Regions from separate parts of the Homo sapiens genome. Here region 2 is linked to region 1. The links are chromatin loops, found by intact Hi-C in ENCODE. Cell type or tissue: PC-3. All regions are shown on one strand. Each heading gives the region's core, and the rest is flanking DNA. Links, peaks and the distances in the headings are about the cores only.

Region 1 (2,930 bases), core at 200-2,699:
CTCAAGTCACTTGTATGGTTGGATAGAAAAGTTCCTTAAAAATCACAAGAATGTGTCTATGAATGATCTTCCTAGAGGGTGATGTTTAAACTGGGTCTTAAAGGATGAGTAAGAATGTTATGGGAAAGAAGGGGCTTTCTAGGCAGAGTAACGTGTACAGCCAGATAAAGAAAGTGAAGAACTGAAAGCAGAGAATTATTTAGGTGAGCTCTAGGAAATGAGGTTGGAAAAGATGAATAAGAAAAATTCTAAAGGGCTTCCTTGAATGTCATGCTGAGTTTAGACTTGATAACATAAACAACTGTAAACCACTCAGATTTAATTTCATTAAAAAAAAAACATTGACAGCAGTGTAAAGGAAGGACTGAGGGCAGCAAGGGAAAAGAGAAAGGGAGATCCGTTAACAGACTACTGCAATAGTCCAGGTAAAGAACAACTGGAGAGAAGACCTAAAACTTACAGTAATCAACAGAAGTTAGTTGTGGGAAGCAGGGGAGATAAAGAGGGGAAAATTAAAATTGTGAACCAAAATAGTATGTGTAGCTAGTTAGATGGTAGGCTAATTATAGAGAAAAGAGGCTTAAATATTTGGGGAGAATATCTTTCCATCTGTCAATGGACTAGTGAGATCTGATGCACACTATGTTTGAGAAATGAGAGAGAAACAAGATGGCTTTATCAAGCACTTAAAATATATTAAGTGGCAGTGATTCTTTTACAATAAATTTGGCAGTGTAAGAAAGCAGAGAAGGCAACAACTGACAATGTGCAGGCAGGAACAAGGGCAAGGACATTTTGGTTCTTGAGGTTTTTTGTTTTATTTTTTAATATGGGGTAAAATTTGATCATGTGTGCAAGCTACGGGGAAGGAGTCAATGGAGAGGGAAAGATCTAAGATGCAAGACTGAAGAATTATGCTGACTGAGCAGGTCTCCAAGATGGTAGAAGTGAAAAGGTGGTAGACAGGTTGTCCTTTCGTTGGAAAAGTGAGTAGGTTTTCTTCTGAAGCTGGATGACGGAAGAGAATGAGACGAAGGTTATCTAAGATGTTATAGATCAGTTTAGTAATGGTGGGAGGGAAGCAGAGGGAGTCCAAACCACACACCACTATTTTTTGCAGTAGAGTAGGAAGTTAATTATCTGCTGGGAATGGATGTTCAGGAATGGAGTAAGAAGTCTCAGCAGCCTCTTAGGTAAAGAAGCAAAGATCATCAGTAAAGACACATGCCAGAAAGCAATCCTACCTACTTTTGCCCCTTAGAACTAGTGTCTGGCTTGAAGAACTGGAGTCTCTAGCTACACTGGGTTACGTACAAAAAGGATGAAGTCAGATCTCTCCTCAATGGACACTAAAATAAAGGTCTGGGGTAGAGTGGGGTGTCCACAAGTTGTACTTAGTTCTGACCCAACGCAATCCCCCTAATGAATTTAAAAGTGGCCTTATAAGAATGGAAGAGGCCAACTTAGAATTAAAAAGGGCAGGGCAGTTTAAAGTCAATAACATCCAGAATTATGGCCTTAACAAGCACCTAAGTACCATGAGGGAATAAAAACAAGATATCCCTACTGTCTATATACTACATCTTAAGTCATTAAGAGACATACTGACATACTGTCTGAAATTTGTCTATATGCCAAAGAGGGCTTTGCAAACTGCTTGGTGTGTAGTATAGGCTCATACTTGCTTGAAATGGAAAAAAGTGGTTTTGACAGGCCTTGAACTAGCCAAACCCCTTGCTTTACCTTTTAACCTACAAGTGTGATATATATTCAAATATGCACATTAATTCTCCTAATCTGAATCTCAAACCATGAGATTGACCAGATTCTGAGTCTTATGCAACTGCTCCATGGATTTGGAATGAAATATTCAGAGGTGGGTGTAGCTTGATTTCTGTTTCAACACTGTATAATCGTAAAGAGGAAAAACCCAGATTCTATTGTCTTAGTCTAGGTATATCAGAATCAAATTTCCTGGGTGCTCTGTATTTTCTACTTTAGTACTACAATGAGTTTAACAAAACTGATCCTACACTATTATTCTTGTTCTTTTTATCACAGAAGAAATATCTACACTAGTATACAAAGTGAAAGTAACTTTATGATAACCCAAGACGATATTATTAAAATCAGACTGAGAGATAAGATATGAAAATAGAAATGTTTATCTTGTATAAAAAGGTAGGCAGAAACCTAAGACAGGGAAAGTGATTGAAAATTATGCCACAAAAAGAACATTACTATATTAAAAGCAATGCCTATATACTAGCTATAGCTGAATTCATACTATGAAATGCAAATCTAGTTTTGCGAATATGCGTGATTATTTTGGATTTAGAATATGTATCAATTTGGGGGGAAAGTCATCTATCTCTCATCTTTAGAACTTGGCCTTTCAAATCTCCATGAACAACTCAGTGACAAAGATAAAACATCTGCCAAAACACAGATGACAGCATGAGCAAGTGTCCTAATGGTAGGCATTTAGTGTAATGCTTTAAAAAACACTGCCTCTAGACTGCTGGGGCGGCCCCATAAATACGTACTTTTAAATAGGCATTTACTTCCTTAAAATGGCAACTTGTAATTAAAAATAATATATTCTTTAAGAGAAAACATTTTTATTTAAACAAGCCAAATTACTACTAGACTTAGACGATGGAAAAAAATTTTATTTAATCATATGTACCCTGATTTAAAAAAAAAAACAACTCATTTTGAACAAAGAGGAATCATTCAACCACTGAAAAGACAGTTCACAACACCATCATTATTTATTTAAAGTTTTATTTGCTAGCTAATAAATACCACTGAAACTATGCACTTTTAAACAAAGTATAATTGTACATGAGTGGGGGCAGAGTGGAATGCAACATAGTAATTCATTTCACATCTTGCATACCATTAAGGTGCCTTCCAGTTTGCCTGTA
Region 2 (2,930 bases), core at 264-2,763, 93 kb after region 1:
GGGCCAAGTGAGAGCTATATTCCAAAAGTGACAAGTCTTGAGATTTCCTGTGACATGTCTAAAAACTCATCTAGGGTCAACAATTCTTTGCAAATCTGAATGGCAGAAAATCAGATTAAGTAAAAGGGGCAAGGAAAATACCATGATAGAAGGAGGTGCACATATCTAAGTTTACTCTAGGAAATACTTCTCGGACAAAAATCTATAAATTATCATGCTTTCTGCAAGGATATGAGCAGCATATTTCTGTCCTCCACAGAAAATCCTCCCTTCCCTAATAAAAGAACATTATCTGTATTCTCTTTTTGCCACTTGGCACAAGCAGATTTGCAATCTCTTCTTTTTCTCATTCGCAGAGTTTCTCATTTCATTACTGCCCCCGTTTGTGTATCTATTTGTGTATGTGAGTGTATATGTGTGAGAGAAAGAGCAAAAAAGAGAGTGAGACTGTCTATTCAATTAAATAACTTTTTAAAAATGAGATTGAATAACTTTTCTAATGAAAAATGCCCACTAGGTTGCAGGATAATTATAGAATGTGGCTTTCCTAAATTTTTAAATCTGACATTTTTTTCTTCCATTGCCAGCAGCTTAAAGTCTTCTATGGTACACTCTTGTGGTGTAAAAGCATAATTTTTATTTTTATGCGTTAAAGAACTACACATATTACTTTAAAAAAGTATCTATGTGTGGTATATATTGTGGTGTATTTGTTGCAGGCAATGTGGGAATAATCATGATCGCTGGAAATATGTGTTTCCTCAGGGATGTTCCTGCTTTCTAGAAATTCATCTCATTGTAGAGAAAAATAAAACACTGTACATCATCGGTAAGGAAGGCTATGATAATCACTGGTATTCTCACACCTACCTATCACAGAATTGAAACTGGAGATCTATAACCTCTAAATATAATACCTTTTAGTGAAATAATTACATTTCTAACACGCTCGAAGGCTATCTTTACAAACTACCATCTGTTACTAAAGAGTTTTCATATGTTGACTCAGACCTATTATTTATGCTTACTCCATTAACACCCCTTTCATATGGCCACATCGATCTTCTGTGTGAGAGTTTCCAGGCTTTAGAAGGAGTTACAAGCAAAGAGAAGAGATTTGGCAAGTCAGACAGGGAGTGAATCAGGCCTCTGTGAGAATGTGGGAACACCCAGAGGCCAAATCAGAATTTAATTATTTTATAAGATGCTGAGTAACCACAGTGGAACACCAGAACAGGTGACCCCAATAGTACTCCCACCTTCAGGAATGTATGAATCAAAACTTGGATCTCATACTGATAAAACTCCCCACTTCCTCCCAGCTCAAAAAACTCTAAAAAACAAGAGTTAACTCCTGCATATTTGAAAAACCAAGAAACATAAATTGTTACTTGGTAGAAGGAAACAAAATCAAATAAATGGGATAAAAACCATAGGCGTAAAATTTGTTAGAATATTAAGAAATTTTTAATAAAACTCAGTGATAGAACTACTCTAATATAATTGATTAGAAAAATGAGTCAAGCCAATAAAAAGTATATTTTATAGCAAGGTCCATATGACAAAGGCTTTATGCTTCAATTCATAGTTCATATTAAGTAATTTTAAAAAACAAATCATTCTTTGCAATCATAAAATATTTAGGTAGTCTAGAAATTTTAATTATAATCAATGTGTATTAATTCACTGCTTTCAATCACAAATATCTAGTTGAGGTATATCAACAGTGAGGCATTAGCAACTTCCCTCTGCAGTATTTATATAACATGAAGTCTATTGGTTATTTCCTTAAAATCTGCTACCACTCTTGATGCTCTTTAGTTACAACTTACGGTAATCTCTAAAGCAAAAACAGTCATTCTCTTATTTCAACTTGTGATAAACGGAACCTTTCTCTGATCCAGTTGAAACATTTATCACACTCAGGGTAAATAGGAAGGCAGGCATCATCAACTATCTTTAAACACAGAATATCCTGAATGTTCAACAAGACTATGACAGAAGCAACTAAAAATCTTTTTTAGTTGCTAAGAATAGCTAGGTTTTTCTCCACCCCTTTACTGTATTTTTACATGTATAATTTTAAGCACAATATTCCCACAACTCTGATACCTGTCCAGGATCCACATGAAACAAACAAACAGCTGACCTTGCAATACAACTTTAAGTCCACAAAATAACACTTGTTTAAAAATACAACAGCCCAAAACAACATTCTGTTTTATGTAGTCTCTCTTAAAGAAAGCTTGTCTGTAAAAGTCCATCAGTGAATAGTTCCCCTCGTTCTCTGAGATGTCATGGCAGTTGAGTAATCATACAAGCTGCTCTAAAAATGTATGTGTGTCTAGTTAATTTAGGCAGTTTATTTTAATAGCATTCACCTCTTTTTGATTATAGCAGGTGTTTCAAGGATAAATTTGCTGAAAATTGTATTTTGTTTAAACAGCAGCATGTACATTTATGGCCTTACTATATTAAAAAGCATTTATTGTCTGGCAGCAATAGATACAATTACAAACATTTGTGACAGTAATTGGAGCTATTATTCCTGCATTGAGCCACGTGGAGACCGACTTATTGCCACCTGTATTTACATTTGTTACTGGTAATTGTAAAAGCTAATTTTTTTTATTTGGCACCTTGTTTTTCTTTAAATTACGTGAATATTTCTCAACAGAGGTCTACCAGAAAATCTGTAAGAATTATAACTGTAGTTTCTCCATTATTCAAATAACAGGCAGAGTCCCATTTTAATAACGATTATATACATAAAACGTATTCCCATATTCTAGGCCACAGTTTATATATATTTTTGCTCATGGATGCAAGGATCCTATCAATATATCCTAACTAACAACCAGAGTATAAGTCTTAACAAAGACTCTTCATTCCTAAATTATAACAATTTATAAATCCCTGCAGGTCAAAAA

Evidence for each region. Peaks named below come from ENCODE experiments on the same cell type or tissue, not always from the same donor. Only the 100,000 strongest peaks of a DNase experiment are listed, where the experiment ranks them.
Region 2: it touches region 1 in a loop (2.1-fold over the local background); 2 of 110 quality-filtered maps call a loop at or near these places.

What each region holds. Positions count from the first base shown.
Region 1 is chr3:108,085,927-108,088,856 of GRCh38, forward strand. All of the region lies in intron 1 of CD47 (CD47 molecule), which reads right to left. Among named protein-coding and RNA genes, the nearest start is that of CD47, 3.6 kb to the right of the region's middle. In PC-3, for the core only: no CTCF peak of the experiment used is centred there; no DNase peak of the experiment used is centred there; H3K4me3 peaks cover 1,031 bases.
Region 2 is chr3:108,179,233-108,182,162 of GRCh38, forward strand. All of the region lies in intron 6 of IFT57 (intraflagellar transport 57), which reads right to left. Among named protein-coding and RNA genes, the nearest start is that of IFT57, 42 kb to the right of the region's middle. In PC-3, for the core only: no CTCF peak of the experiment used is centred there; a DNase peak (open chromatin) is centred at 1,259; H3K27ac peaks cover 738 bases.